Linked DNA regions of Mus musculus: region 2 is linked to region 1. Evidence: chromatin loops called from intact Hi-C (ENCODE). Cell type or tissue: heart. All regions are shown on one strand.

Region 1 (8,000 bases):
GCTGGGAGGAGCCTCAGGAGGGCTTGTCGATTTTTCTGATCCTCCCTTTGACCCCACAGCATTTAGCTAAGGAAATGGGATGCTGCTTTCAGCTGTCCTGGCAGATGAAGGTCCTTCTTGATATAGGGTAGAAACCAACTTCCCTTTAACTTCTGTGGGATGGTCAGCTTCTTGCCCTATGGGATTTTATAGAAGACACTGGCTGGCTGCCCCCACCCTGGGAATTATCACATTTTGACTCAACTGGTATTTACAACATGCCTGGGATATAGCAATGAACAAAATAATTAAGGTATATTGTCACCTTAGTAATGTGTCATTTGTTTTTGTATTTTATTTATATTATTTTACTCTTCCCTAACACCCCAACCCCCAGGAGACAAGGTTTCTCTGGGTAACTATGGTTGTCCTCTAATTTGCTCCATAGACTAGGCTGGCCTCAAACTTAAGAGACCCAACTACCTCTGCCTCCTGATTGCTGGTATTAAAGGTGTTCACACTACACACAGCTTTTAACTTGCTTTTTTGAGACAAGTCTCACTATATAATCCTGGGTGACCTAGAATTCATTAATCAGACCAGGTTGGCCTCCAAGTCAGAGATCTGCCTGCTACTGTCACCCAAGTCCTAGGATTAAAGGTATACCTTCTCACACTTATTCATTTTATACAAGGTCTCACTACATAGCCCAGACTAGCCTCTTGCCTCAGCTTGTAGTATTGGGACTTTAGATATCAGCCACCACTCCTGGACAGGGTTGACATTTTTAGAGGAAGAGACAGCAAGTTCCCATTGTTGACACCTCTAATACCCTGAGGTTTCTGTGGAACTTTCTAGTTTTTCAGATCTGACAGCCTTTGGACAAGTGGCCCCAGACAAGATAGCTACACAGTATGTCCACATAGCCAGGAAGACTTCTAAGCTCCACTCTGGCCATATCGCAAGTAAACAGTAAAGGAAATCTTACTTCCCCATCAGGATATGGCCAGTAAGGAGTCTGAAGATAAGCCAAACTCAAACCCTCCTTTCCTCTTCTTTCCTTCCTTTTTTTTTTTTTTTAAGACAGGGTTTCTCTGTGCAGTCCTGGCTATCCTGGAACTCACTCTGTAGACCAGGCTGGCCTTGAACTCAGAAATCCGCCAGCCTCTGCCTCCCAAGTGCTGGGATTAAAAGTGTGTGCCACCACGCCCAGGTCTTTCCTCTTCTTTTAAAAGGAGTCCTTGGGGCTGGAGATGGCTGAGTGGTATGAGCACTGGCTCTTCTTCCAGAGGACCCAGGTTTTATTCTCAGCATCTATACACTGGCTTACAACTACCTTTAAATCCAGTCTCTCTTTGCTGGCACCAGGCAGGCATGCAATGCACAGACACACATGAGGCAAAACACCCAGACATGTAGAATTAAAAAACAAACAAACAAACAAAACCCCTTTTTAATGTGTGCCAGTAGCTTGGCTTGGATTTAGGCTCCTGAAAGCTCTGGAAATCAGCTTGGGCATCCATGCTTCACATGCTCATTCAGTGTTTCCTGGGCCTGTGGCAGTCAATAAACATGAGCTAGGTGATCTGCTAGTGGTGCTGAGGAGACAGCGGCAAACAAACAAATCCCCACAGTGCAAAGGTTTATGATGTTAAAGAGTGACCCGGACTGACGGTACAGAAAGCAGAAAGCAGAGAGAAGTACATACAATGAAGGAGAAATTGTGTGACTTTTATATAAAAGAACTTGTTAGAAGACCTGGAGATGACTCGGTGGTGAAGATTGTACTTGCAGCATGCACTCTGGGAAGTTTACAACCAGCTCCAGCTCCAGGTGCTCCAACCCCCTTTTCTAGACTCCAGGGGCACTTGCACTCAGAAGAACAAAACCACACTTGGATACATATATGTACATAATTACAAAGGCTGGAGAGAAGGCTCAATGGTTAAGAGCACTTGCTACTCTTGCATAAGACAGGGGTTCAGGGCTGGAGAGATGGCTCAGTGGTTAAGAGCACTGACTGGTCCTGAGTTTGATTCCCAGCAACCACATGGTGGCTCATAACCATACATTTGTAATGAGATCTGGCGCCTTCTTCTGGAGTGTCTGAAGACAGCTACAGTGTACTTACATATAATAAATAAATAAACCTTTTAAAAAAAGGTGTTGGGGGGGTGGGGGGGTAGGGGGGTGGGGGTGAGATAGCTCAGTGGGTAAGAGCACCCGACTGCTCTTCTGAAGGTCAGGAGTTCAAATCCCAGCAACTACATGGTGGCTCACAACCATCCGAAACAAGATCTGACTCCCTCCTCTAGAGTGTCTGAGGACAGCTACAGTGTACTTACATATAATAAATAAATAAATAAATAAATAAATAAATAAATCTTTTTTTAAAAAAGTGTTCAGTTCCCAGCACCCACAATGCCTCCTTCTGGCCTTCACAGGCACTGTGTGTAATGGGTGCATGACATACTCAGGTGAACAGACATAAATAAATAAAATAAAATACATAAATTAAAAAAAAAAAAGCCTCACGGAGCCAAAGCAAGGAAGCAGCAATGGCTCCACCCCTGTGAGGCTGTTGTGAGTAACAGTGGTGATGCTTCAGTTCCTCAGGGGAAGACTGGATGTTCTGAAAGATGGCACAACTCAGAACTCACAAGAGAGAAAAATGCCGTGTGCTGTCATATGCCTGTTGTCATCCTTGTGACAAGTCCCAGGCCAAGCAGGGCTACACAGTGAGACTTCACCTCAGAACAAACAATAACAAAAGGCCTATTGGCTTTTCAGTACTTCTTATGCTGAACATATTTTGCACACAGATCAAATCCAAGTGTTATTATTAATGCTCCTGTGATGAAACCAATCCTTTACTTCTGCACATAAACTCTTCTCAAAGTGGCCAAATGGACCCGAAACCATTTAAACTGGGAACACTTAGAAGTAAGGCTAAAGGGCCCCACTACACCCTTTAGGCATGTTATCAATATCTGTGATAGTTATTTTTGGTTGTCCATTTGACTACATCTGGATTTCACTAAAACCCAAAAATGGAAGAACACATACGTGAACAATTTTGCCTACTCTGAAGTGGGAAAACCCACTGCTTTGTGTTTTTAAGAGGATTTCTCAGTGTAGCCCTGGGTGTCTTGGAACTTGCTCTGTAGACCAGGCCTGCCTCTGCCTCCCCAGTGCTGGCAAGCTGGCTTGGTGGAAGATCCACTTTGAATTCACATCTTTGAGGAGGGAGAACACACCTTTGTTATTCAAACCTATTCTTGTTATTCAAAGTCAGAAGATGCACCTTCTGCTGGAAACTAAAAGAAAGACATGAAACAAGATTTTCCTCCCTGCCACCCCCAGGACAGGGCTTATCTGTGTAACCCCGCTTGTCCTGGAACTGACTCTGTAGACAACGCTGGCCTCAACTCATAGAGCTTCGCCTGCTTCTGCCTCCACTGCCAGCCTGCTTTTACTCTGCCTACTTGCTCTCACTCTCGTTGACAAGTCCGCTCCTTCACTGTCATTAGCGCCTACTTCTTTGGGATTCTGATGTATAATGAAGACCAACTGAGACATCCATTCTTGTTGACTGAATGCCTACTGGAATTTTGAACCTTCCATGTATACAGCCACATATATACTATTTTAAAAATAGAAATCCAGTATTAACGGAAAAATCTTGCTAAGCCCCCAGGCCTGTGCAATCTTATGCAGACACCTGGGTGGATCTCTAAATCCCTTCAGGTCTACTGACTCCCCAGGGTTCAAAACCCCACTCCTTAGCTTCTTACTCAGGGTGACACCTCACACTGCCACTAAGAGGCTCGCCAGAACACTGCCTCTAGACAAAGCCTAAACATGATCTGAGTGACCGGCGTCGCACCCGGTGGGCGTCACGTGACAGACTCGGCGTTCCTCCAATCGCTGTGCGAGGAGCGGGGATTCCATCTAGTACTTGGCCTCAGGTTTACAACGTCCTGCTCTTCCATTCCCCAAACGGGCCGGCTTTTTGCTACCAACCAGCTAGCAGTGATTCTCAAGTGTTTCCCTTTCAAACAGCTTCAAGGGGCTCGGGCCTATAGCGCACTCAGCTCCGGAAGTGACGTCTCCCAGAGGGGCCGGAAGTGGCAGTGGAGGGAGGGAAGATGGCGGAGGTGGTGAGTCCGGTGCCCGGGGCGGGGCGGAGGGAGCCAGGGGAGGTGGGTAGAGCCCGAGGCCCCCCAGTAGCCGACCCTGGCGCCGCGCTGTCTCCCCAGGGGGAGATAATCGAGGGCTGCCGCCTGCCCGTGCTGCGGCGCAACCAGGACAACGAAGATGAGTGGCGTGAGTGACGTCGGGGGGCGGGTCCAAGGAACCTGAGGGCGAGGGGCGGGAGGGAGTCAACGATCGCACGGGAGGGGGAGGGGCTTCTGCAATCCCGGGGCGGTCGCAGATACTCGGGAGGAGGGGCGTGGCTTTTGGACGTACGGAGATGATCCGGGCGGGGCTTGGAGAGAGGTGTCACTTGGTGACTAAAGGGGTCTTGAACCAGCCCCTCTGAGTGCTGGGACACAGGCCTCCAGCCTGGAGGTGGGATTCAGGTCGAAGGGTGGAGTCTCCTGACCTGCCCTGGCTAAGACTCCCTGTCTGTGTGGTTCTCATAGCCCTGGCTGAGATCCTGAGCGTGAAGGACATCAGTGGCCGAAAGCTTTTCTATGTCCATTACATTGACTGTGAGTCCTGGGCCTGGATGGAGTGGGGTTGCTGGAGAGGGTTGAGGGCAGCCTCTGGCATTCCCTCCTGAGCCGTTTTCACTGCTGCAGTCAACAAACGTCTGGATGAATGGGTGACTCACGAGCGGCTGGACTTAAAGAAGATCCAATTTCCCAAGAAAGAGGCCAAGACACCTACCAAGAACGGACTTCCTGGGTCCCGCCCCGGCTCTCCCGAAAGAGAGGTGGTGAGTAGGTCCCCCATTTCATCTTTTCTCTCCTGCCTCTTCCTTCTTGCATCTCTTGGCCTCAGGGGTTCCTGAATGGGCAGGAGGCAGCATTCTTCTGCCATGGCTTCAGCTTGCAAAGGATGGGGACCAAGTTGCAGGCGTAGCTTCCAGAGTCCAGCACTGCCTTGCTTTAGAGAAGGCAGAGGGTGGGATTCCATGCTGAGGGGCCCATCCCCCCCTTCGCCATCCCACCACCATCCCCACCCCAGAGGAAGACCCTGGACCTATCTCTGCAGCCGGCCTCCGCCCAGGCCAGCGGGAAGACCTTGCCAATCCCGGTCCAGATCACACTCCGCTTCAACCTGCCCAAGGAGCGGGAGGCCATCCCAGGTGGCGAGCCTGACCAGCCGCTCTCCTCCAGCTCCTGCCTGCAACCCAACCACCGCTCAACGGTACCCTCAGCAATTCCAGGGACCTTGCTTTCTTCTCAGGTCCCACCTTCTCTACCTTCTGACCCACCTTTCCTGGTTTCTCTCTGCAGAAACGGAAGGTGGAGGTGGTTTCACCAGCAACCCCAGTGCCCAGCGAGACAGCCCCAGCCTCGGTTTTCCCTCAGGTGAGTCTTCCAGTCTTTTTTCATGTGTCTGAATGTTTTGTCTGTGTTTTGCATGTGTTCTACTTGCATGCCTGGTGCAGGTGGGCAGAAGAGGGCATTGGAGCCACTGAAACTGGAGTTAGAGATGGTTGTGAGCCACTCTGTGGGTCCTGGGAAAAGAACCCAGGAAGTCCTCTGGAAGATCAGGGCTCTTAACCACTGAGCCATCCCAACAGCCTGCCTGGTCTTTCCCCTCTTATTCCTTGCTGTCTAGCATCCTCCTCCAGGATCATCTCACGGTCGCTCTTTCTCTTGTGTCTTGTCCACAGAATGGGTCAGCCCGTAGGGCAGTGGCAGCCCAGCCTGGACGGAAGCGGAAATCTAATTGCTTGGGCACTGATGAGGTGGGTCTTGAGGAGCAGAGGGAGAGGGAAGCCGGGAAAGGGGGAGTGGGCTTGGGCATGGTGTTCACTCGGTGAGGCCTTAGGCAGGGAGGGTGGTGGCTGGGAGCCAAGCAGATGAACCCCTGGGCCTCTTCTACTCTCAGTTTCTCAGCCTCGCTTTATTTTGGAAGTGGAGGTTGGTGCTTTGCCCTTAGCTGATGTTAGACTTGCAGGAAGAAGCCAATGGCAGTGTCGTGCGCCACGCTCTGCTTAACTGCTACCATCTAGTATTTGCCATCTGCCTTGGGCAGGATTCTCAGGACAGCTCAGATGGAATACCGTCAGCACCACGAATGACTGGCAGTCTGGTGTCTGACCGGAGCCACGACGACATTGTCACCCGGATGAAGAACATTGAGTGTATTGAGCTTGGCCGGCACCGCCTCAAGCCGTGGTACTTCTCCCCGTACCCACAAGAGCTTACCACGCTACCCGTCCTCTACCTGTGCGAATTTTGCCTCAAATATGGCCGTAGCCTCAAGTGTCTGCAACGCCACTTGGTATGAGGGGTCTTGGGAGGCTGCCTATCCAGAGTACCCTCACCAGTCCCCACCTGATCCTCCTTTTGTCCTTAGACCAAATGTGATCTTCGGCACCCTCCAGGCAATGAAATTTACCGCAAGGGCACCATCTCCTTTTTTGAGATTGATGGACGGAAAAACAAGGTTAGTGGCTTGGGCACGGCTGGGCTGGAGTGAGTCACATGAACAACCTTTTCCTGCTCAGAACAGTTGACCATTCTGCCTATGAGCAGGTCACTGTTTTTATTGAATTCTTGACACGGAGCAGGGAATGTACAGAAAACTGGGATTTAGAGAAATTTTCTTTCCTGAGAGGTCACTGTCACGGCAGAGCAGACATGACAGCTACTCAGGTTCCAGTAACAGAGGGGGTTCAGCACAGTTCACAGGAAGCTGTCATCAGAGCTTGGAGGTGTGTGTGCCTATAATCCCAGCACTCAGAAAACTCCCGAGTTCAAGAGTAGTCAGGGGACTAATGAGTTGCAAGCCAACCTGAGCTATAAAGTAAGAAAGACCTATCCGGAACCAAAACAAAAAACAAAAAGAAGTGAGGCAGCAAAGGTTAAATATAAAACTAGAGGCATTTAAAGAACAGTTTGGCCCAGCATGGTGGTACATTTATAATCACAGCATCCAGGAAGCTGATGCTAGAGGAGTTGACATTCAAGGATAGTCTGAACAGCATAGTAAGGTCTTTTCTCAGAACCAAATAAAAAAAGGATCTTTGGTTGTGTGTGCTGGTACATCCTTTATTCCCAGCATTCAGGAAGCGGAAGCAGGTGGGTCTCTGCTGGTTTATAGGGAGTTCCAGGCCAGCCAGGGCTAATACAGTCAGATCTGCTTTGAAATAGTTTGCAGGTTAACCTGTGAGCCTGGAGATAGCTGAGAGAACATACTTAGATAGTTCTAAGCAGTTGGGTTCAGACATGCAGGCACTGATGTACCAGGAAGTACATGCAAAAAGAAAATGGAGAAGAATAGGTGATGAGAGAAGGTCAAAGGTCAGATGATAGGCACAAGATCAGCGGGGAGGAGCAGGTTTGGGTTTCTCTAGGTGACAAGTGTGGAGGTCCTTGAGATGCACACTTTTTAAGGCCTCCGGGGTGCAGAGGGAGAGAGGCAGCTACCTGGAGTGGGTTGGGAGCTGCCTTGAAGAGGAGCTTCTTCAAGAGGAAGAAACAAAGCTCCACGTCGTTCTGCATTAAGTGCGGTGTTTGAGTGGAAGACCAGCAGTTGCAAAGCTGTCAAATTCCTCTAGGAGTCATGTGTGATGAGGGAGCCAGTCCAGAGTACTGTAGGGAAAATGCCTGAGGCTGGCAGTCCCTCACATCTCCACTGGAGACCAGCAGAGCAGCCCCGGAAGGATCACTGTGGCTGTGGCTGGAGCATTAGGGCTCTGACACCCAGCCGCGAAGACCAGCCACGTGGGTCTCACTATGTATCCCTAGCTGACTGATTTCACACTTGTACCTGCCTCTGCCTCCTAAGTGCTGAGGTCATAGGTATATACTACCATTCCTGGCTTGGAAATATTGACT
Region 2 (8,000 bases), 170 kb before region 1:
CCTGGGGACTCTATCCACCCCAGACAGACAGGACAATGACTGAAGGAATGATTCCACCCAAGCTGGAGAGTTTTGTTGTTGTTATGGTCTGGTGTTTTTTGTCTTTGTTTTTTTTGTTTGTTTTGTTTTGTTTTGTTTTGTTGTTTTGTTTTGTTTTGTTTTTCTAGACAGGGTTTCTCTATATAGCCCTGGCTGTCCTGGAACTCACTTTGTAGACCAGGCTGGCCTCAAACTCAGAGATCTGCCTGTCTCCCCACCACCAACCGGCACAGGTTTTTGTTTTGTTCTTGTTTTTCTTTATTTTTCCTTTTCCCGAGAGAAATAACTTGAAGTTGGATGAGTAGGGAGATGGGTGGGGGGGGTATCTATGAGGACTCGAGGAGAAAGAATATGATTAAATAGAGTGTATGAAAAATTGAGCCACATAGTGGTGGCACACACCTTTAACCCCAGCACTCAGGAAGCAGGGAGGTGGATCTCTTTGAGTACAAGGCCAGCCTGGTCTACAGGACAGCCAGTGCTAGGTCCTGAAAATCCAAAAAACCAAGCCAACACAAACAAAATTAAACACAGTTAAATATAATTTCCCTGTGTTCTTTCCTCCTTCAAACGCTCCTCCCCTCCACACCCCTTTCACTCAAACTCATGGCCTCTATTTCTGCAACTGTGGTGACATATATGTGTGTATGTACACACACACACACACACACACACACACTCCTAAGTTCTTCTCAAGTGGAACTTGAACTGGGGTTACCTTTAGGAGTGCAGTATCTATGGGTGTCTACAGGCAGCTCCACCACCTCCCCTGAGCAATTGTTAATTGATTATTCACCCCCGGGGAAGGCAGCACCCCTCGCCTGTAGCCTTGTGGGTGCTCCAGTCAGCCTCCTCCTCCTCCGGCTGTTCGTGACCTGACCTGGGCCTTTTTGGGATCAGCGCAGGTCATTTATCTTGTCCAGTACCGGGAGCGATGCTGAGGGGAGGGGTTGGTTTTCTCCCTCCTCTGTGGAGAGTGAGCTTTTGGGGCCTCATCTAGAAACTTGGTAGAAATTTGACTTTGGGCTAGGACAGGGAGGAAGGCTCAGATAAGAATATATATACTTAGGCTGGAGAGATGGCTCAGCAGTTAAGAGCACTGACTGCTCTTCCAAAGATCCTGATTCAAATCCCAGCAACCACATGATGGCTCACAACCATCCGTAATGAGATCTGACGCCCTCTTCTGGTGTGTCTGAAGTCAGCTACAGTGTACTCACATATAATAATAAATAAATCTTAAAAAAAAATACACATTTGGTCTAGTACAAAACTCAAGGTAAACTCAGCTGAGGAGTGAGCTATTTTTTCTAAAATCTTGGACATCCTGATAAGCCCTTAGAAACAGTGATCACACGACTTTATTTATCGCCTTGCTTGTTCTGTGACTATTTGTGTTTATTGCCTTGTTTGTTTGTTAACCTAGAATTGACCTTATTATTTGCATGCACTTAAAATCGTATAAAAGCAGACAGGGAAAACATAACCCTGCCCCAGCCTCGGCACTGGCTGGGGTCCCGCTACAGTGGTGTCTAATTGTCTTTTTCCTTCCAATCCTTGCTCCCTCCCTGGAGATCCTGCTGGCTGCCTGAGCTGGGTCACTCCCCTCTGTGAGTCTAGGGGACTAAACTCAAGCCTGATGACAAGTGTGTTGACTGAGCCATCTCACCAGCCTAAGGAATCACAGTTCCTTGGTTTCAAGATGGTAACAGCCGTGTCATACTCAGAGGACAAGAGTTTCAGATATCCAAGAAGAGAGATGTGAAAGGCCAGCAAGGTGGCTCAGTGGCAGAAAGGTGCTCGCTGCTATTCCTGATGACGAGTTCAATCCCTGGGCCCCTGATGAAAGAAGGAGAGACTAACTCTTGAAGGTTTCCATACATACAGTGGCACTTGTGTCTACACACATACAAACACACATTTACACTCAAATTAATTGTGCATATAAAATATTTAATATACATAAAGCTATTTATTAAATATTAAAGAGTAAGTAAATTAAAGGATGTGGAGACAGGGCATGGGATGAGGGTGCCACCTCTCCCCGTCTCAGAAAAGATGCTGGGGCCGGGCGTGGTGGCACACGCCTTTAATCCCAGCACTCGGGAGGCAGAGGCAGGCGAATTTCTGAGTTCGAGGCCAGCCTGGTCTACAAAGTGAGTGCCAGGACAGCCAGGGCTACACAGAGAAACCCTGTCTCGAAAAACCAAAAAAAAAAAAAAAAAAAAAAAAAAGAAAAAGAAAAGATGCTGGGAAGCTTGGGAGTCATCAGGTTCCCAGGCTAGCCCACCTTGAAGTTTAGATAGGCCACCCAAATCTCAGGTGTCTATGGGCCAGGGCAAATGAGAGACAAACACACAGTGCTAACCTGTTTCTGCCCATGCGGATCCAAGCCAGATGGAGATCACTGTGACCTTTATCTACATGACAGCCAGGTCCCAATAGGGTGAGTCCACTTCCTCTCTCCTAATGGTGTGACATACCACCAGCTGTCTCTGAGCTAAGTTGAGCCCAGATGCTCTCAGCATGTCAGCATAGTGATGGCTCATGACTGTTGGTGCTTAGATGTCAGCTTAGGGCCCTATGTGGGCTCCTGAGACTTCTGGAGGAGGAGGTGTCAGGACCAAGTTGTCAGCACAAAGCAGACTCATCTGTCCCAGGCAGACAAAGGGCAGGGATACAGGACAAAGACAAGAGACAGAGGACAAGGAAGGAGCAAACAAGGGAGAGGAGAAAAGGGTATTTTTTCTGAGGTACAGGGAGGAAGGCCTCTGGATAGAGTGGAGACAGATGTGGCCTATAGACAACTGATGGTTTATAAAGGTAAGATGGAGAACCCTGAGGTAGGCTGAGGTGTTTAATTTTGAGTGGGCACGTTAATAGTTAATAGGCAAGCAGGGCTTGTGCTATTTGGACTTGAATACTTTGATGGTTGACCTTGGTAGTCAGGAGGAGGAAGTAGCCAAAGTGGGGTCAGGGGAGACCTTGGTGGCTATCTGAAGAATGCAATCTAAGGTTTTTAGCAAGAAAGAGGGAGAGCGGAGGAGGGCAAGGCCTGCCAGAGCCAGGTTTGCGAGCTGGCAGGGCCCCTTCAGAGGCACCACTGAAGTGGAAACTTGAGGGCTCTTTGGAAAGTCACTTCTGTTGGATGGTGTTTTGTTGTGGGCAAACACGTGAAGGAATGTTTCCTTGAAGCACACAGGTGAAAGGCTACGGCAGGCTCCTGAAGGAACGCTTTGCTTTAGCAGGATATCCTTCCGCCTGTGTCTACTAGTGCTCTAGTTGATATAGGGGTATATTATTCAGCAATATTCAATACTTCAGTCATTTCTTTGTTGTGACACCATTCAAATAGCTCCTTTGTAATTCGCTTTATTTTCTTCCTTTTTATTTAAAAAATTTAAAATGTATTTGTTTGGGCTGGTGAGATGGCTCAGTGGGTAAGAGCACCCGACTGCTCTTCCGAAGGTCCAGAGTTCAAATCCCAGCAACCACATGGTGGCTCACAACCATCCGTAACGAGATCTGGCGCCCTCTTCTGGAGTGTCTGAAGACAGCTACAATGTACTTACATATAATAAATAAATAAATCTTTAAAAAAAAAAAAATGTATTTGTTTTGCGACATGGCCTGACTATGTAGACCAGGCTAGCTTAGAACTTCTATGTAGATCAGGCTAACCTCAAACTCATGGAGATCCACCTACCTTTATCTCTTGATTAAAGGAAGGATTAAAGATGCATATAATTGAGCCGGGCAGTGGTGGCGCTTGCCTTTAATCCCAGCTCTTGGGAGGCAGAGGCAGGTGGATTTCTGAGTTCGAGGCCAGCCTGGTCTACAGAGTGAGTTCCAGGACAGCCAGGGCTATACCTGGGTCTCTCTTTTCTTTCTTTCTCTCTTTCTTTCTTTCTCTCTCTCTCTCTCTCTTTCTTTCTATTATGTATTGTACACTGTCACTGTCTTCAGACACACCAGAAGAAGGCATCAGATCTTATTACAGATGGTTGTGAGCCATCATGTGGTTGCTGGGATTTGAACTCAGGACCTTCGGAAGAGCAGTCAGTGCTCTTAACCACTGAGCTACCTTTTCAGCCCTGGATCTTTCTTTTTTTATTTTCTTTTTTTAAAATTAAAGATTCAGCCGGGCGTGGTGGCGCACACCTTTAATCCCAGCACTTGGGAGGCAGAGGCAGGCAGATTTCTGAGTTCGAGGCCAGCCTGGTCTACAAAGTGAGTTCCAGGACAGCCAGGGCAACACAGAGAAACCCTGTCTCAAAAACAAAAACAAAAACAAACAAACAAAAAAATTAAAGATTCAGTATTTACATTCACGTGTCTCTGGTTTTATGCAGTGTGTAAATGCAATGCCCTCAGAGGCCGGAGGAGGGCAATGGAACCCCAGGAGCAGGGATTTCAGTGATTTGTGAAGCATCTGAAGTGGTTGCTGGAAATCCCACTGTTCTCTGGGAGAGCAGAAAGTGTTCTTCCCGCCATGCCGTCCCTCCAGTTCCACTTCACACCTGCCTTTCCCTCCGCTCTGGAAGCCCATCGCCCCTGCCCAGGCCTAGCCAAAGGCCACTTGTAGTCAGTCCTGACTGCTCTCTGGACTGCAGTTTAGCCACTTCCGGTCCTTCCCAGGCTACACTTTGGTGTCTGTTTAGATCTTGCAAGTCTTGTCATTAGGTGACAGAGTGCCCCCTTTCCCCACCGAAGCTTCCTTTAATCCCAGCACTCGGGAGGCAGAGGCAGGCGGATTTCTGAGTTCGAGGCCAGCCTGGTCTACAAAGTGAGTTCCAGGATAGCTAGGGCTATACAGAGAAACCCTGTCTCGAAAAACAAATAAATAAATAAATAAATGAATATATATATATATATATATATATATATATAGAGAGAGAGAGAGAGAGAGAGAGAAAGAAAGAAAGAAAGAAAGAAAGAAAGAAAGAAAGAAAGAAAGAAAGACAAAGAATTCATAGCTTGGGCTGGAGAGATGGCTCACTGGTTAAGAGCCTCTGCTCTTCCAGAGGTCCCGAGTTCAATTCCCAGCAACCATCTGTAATGGGATCTGATGCCCTCTTCTGGAATGTCTGAAGAGAGCAACAGTGTACTCACATAAGTAAAATAAATAAATCTATCTATCTATCTATCTATCTATCTATCTATATCTATCTATATATATATAAAGACTTCTTAGCTGTTAGAGCTGCTTTGATTTAATGGCTTTCAGTGTTGGTTGATGCTTATATTTATTGAGATATAAAAAAGTCAGCTGAGGCTGAGGAGGGTGGGCAGAGCTAGCAGAGCGAGAGAGAAGGCAGTTGGTGCAGAAGATATCATTAGGAGTTGAGCCAGGAAAAGCTAAGCTGAGCGGAGAGGCTAGAACAGTCGTTATAGCTTGGAGCTGCTGGTGTTGGGGAAGCTGGGAGGACAGACTGGTTAAACAGTTGTTGGGGAGCTGAGGGAGGAGTGGCTGGGAGACTCGGTTTCAGTGGCTGGGCTGGGAACACAGAGGGGACTGGCAGCGAGTTAAGAGAACTGGTTACTGATCTATAATAGGTAGCTGTGTTACAGGAGTGTATTATTTTGTTTCAGTTTGAGAAGTCCTGGCTGCCTAGAACAGTCTGCATGTGAGTACAGAGGCCCAAGGTAGCCAGGCCTTTGGCATGGGGAGTGGATGAAGTCCTGGCTGAGCGTGTATAGAACGGCATTGACATGAGCACAGCCATGTTGAAGACTCCAGTGCTTCAGAGCCATGGAAATGCAAGGCCTTCCCTGGGCCAGGCTCAGAGAAAAGGCAAAGCCTCCCTGGTCTGAGTGTGTGTATTGGTGAGGTGTGTATCGGTGAGCTGCCCACCTTTGGCTAACCCAGGTGCACGCAGAGAGTGTCATCTACTGTTTCCTTGACCCAGATGTTGACACTGTATGCAGTTGTCCACCATGGCTTTCTCCTCTGTGGGGAAACTCTGATATTTAAAGTCCACTGTGACCAGATGGCCTCTGAGCTCAGCACAAAATGGGAGACTCCCTTGTTGTTCTCCTTCTCTAACCTTGTCTGAGGGATTCTTAACACCCTTCTCCCTACCTGAGAAAACTCACAGTAGCATAAAAATCCGGAGTCCTCCGTGCTAATGAAGTATCTAGCTAGGCCAGTGAGCTTCCCTTTCTGGGCACTCCTTCCCGCCAAAGCTATCTAATGCCTGATTCACCCTTCCTGAGCTGTATGCATTTACCTTGGCCATCAAAGAAGTCATTTTGATGGAGCAAAGACCGTCTTTTCTTTTCATCAAGGATCCACATGGGGGGTGGGCGGAGTGGGGAAGGCCTTTGTGTAAAGAGCCCTTGCCTAAATCTCCCAGAGAAGGCCATCTGCCTTTCAGTCAGTTACTCTGTACTCTCTGCACTCATTCGGAACCAAACCGGCTCTGGCTTTCCCTTCCTGCCTGGCTCACGGGCACCCAGAGGGGAGGCTTGGACCTGGGACCCCTATTCCCAACTCCCAGCGGTGTCTGGGTACAAGGAACTTGGGAGAACAGAAATCTCCACTGCAGACTCCATCCACTGTTTCCCATCTGGAAAACCATGGGCTGGGAACCCCATTACTGACTGTGTACCGGCTCCCCTGAATGGCATGCCGGAGCCACTCAAGCACCCCAGCAGCGAAGCGAAATGACACCCAGCCAGACACTCCTCCTAGATGACTGCAGAGACTTCCTGTAGAGACAGGCTATCCTGCCTCCCTCTCATTTGGTGCATAGCTGGGGTGTGTGGGATCTCCATCAGAGAATTCAGCCGTGGCTGCATCTGGGCTCTGTAACAGTGGAGGGAAAGATGTTTCAGATGTTCGTCTCTAATAGTGAAAGGAAGAAAACCCAGTTCCTTTCTATTGTAGACTTTGTGGTGTGGCAGGGTATGCGCATGTGTGTGCATGCTTGTGGAGGCCAGAGGTCATCTGGGGTTCCTCACCCAGCCTGGAGGGCTGGACCTGGATTGCCAGTAAGGCCCAGGGGGTCCCCGTGTCCCATCCCCCCCTCCCCCCATCCTTTCCAGAGTTGGCTTTAACTGTGAGTCCCTAAGCCACATCACTACCTCCAGTTCAACTCTACACCTTTGGACAGGGCAGCTCACACTAGGTCTACAGTAACTGTTGCTTGCCTTCTTTATGGAGTTATTACGTGTTGAGACAAGGTCCCCCAAAGCACAGTTTAAGTGACCTCACTATGTGGCTGAGGATAGATGACCTAGACTTCCTTTTTTTTTTTTAAAGATTTATTTATTTATTAATGTAAGCACACTGTAGCTGTCTTCACACACTCCAGAAGAGGGCGTCAGATCTCATCACGGACGGTTGTGAGCCACCATGTGGTTGCTGGGGATTTGAACTCAGGACCTTCGGAACAGCAGTCAGGTGCTCCTAACCACTGAGCCACCTCACCAGCCCCCTTTTTTAAATGTTTTATTATTATTATTATTTATTTATTATATGTAAGTACACTGTAGCTGTCCTCAGATACTCCAGAAGAGGGAGTCAGATCTCGTTACAGATGGTTGTGAGCCACCATGTGGTTGCTGGGATTTGAACTCCAGACCTTTGGAAGGGCAGTCGGGTGCTGGGTGCTCTTACCCACTGAGCCATCTCACCAGCCCCGACCTAGACTTCCTAATCCTTGTCTCCACACCCAGCCCCCTACCCAGGCTTATCTCTGTGCATAGTTTACAGACTGTTCTCAGGACTGTCCCATATGCATTTGAAAAGGATATTTTCCAATGTTGATTATTTTGTTTGTTTTTTTCTTTTTCTTTTTAAAAAATTTTTGTTTTTGTTTTTTGTTTTGTTTTGTTTTTTCGAGACAGGGTTTCTCTGTGCATTCCTGGCTGTCCTGGAACTCACTTTGTAGACCAGGCTGGCCTCAAACTCAGAAATCTGCCTGCCTCTGCCTCTCAAGTGCTGGGATTAAAGGCAT

The links. Peaks named below come from ENCODE experiments on the same cell type or tissue, not always from the same donor. Only the 100,000 strongest peaks of a DNase experiment are listed, where the experiment ranks them.
Region 2: a loop joins it to region 1, with 2.8 times the contacts of the local background. A loop is called at or near these places in 1 of 42 quality-filtered maps.

Annotation. Positions count from the first base shown.
Region 1 is chr19:5,606,157-5,614,156 of GRCm38, reverse strand. Kat5 (K(lysine) acetyltransferase 5) reads left to right here and starts at 4,063. Exons shown (of 14, transcript NM_178637.2): 1 at 4,063-4,139; 2 at 4,239-4,305; 3 at 4,626-4,694; 4 at 4,785-4,921; 5 at 5,200-5,355; 6 at 5,445-5,519; 7 at 5,828-5,902; 8 at 6,193-6,441; 9 at 6,517-6,606. The coding sequence starts at 4,128. In heart, CTCF peaks have their summits at 2,021, 3,791 and 7,759; DNase peaks (open chromatin) are centred at 3,946, 4,386, 5,236, 6,096 and 1 weaker place; H3K4me3 peaks cover 2,548 bases; H3K27ac peaks cover 2,192 bases; H3K27me3 peaks cover 53 bases.
Region 2 is chr19:5,776,849-5,784,848 of GRCm38, reverse strand. No RefSeq gene overlaps it. Among named protein-coding and RNA genes, the nearest start is that of Scyl1, 9.4 kb to the right of the region's middle. In heart, CTCF peaks have their summits at 3,492 and 4,425; no DNase peak of the experiment used is centred here.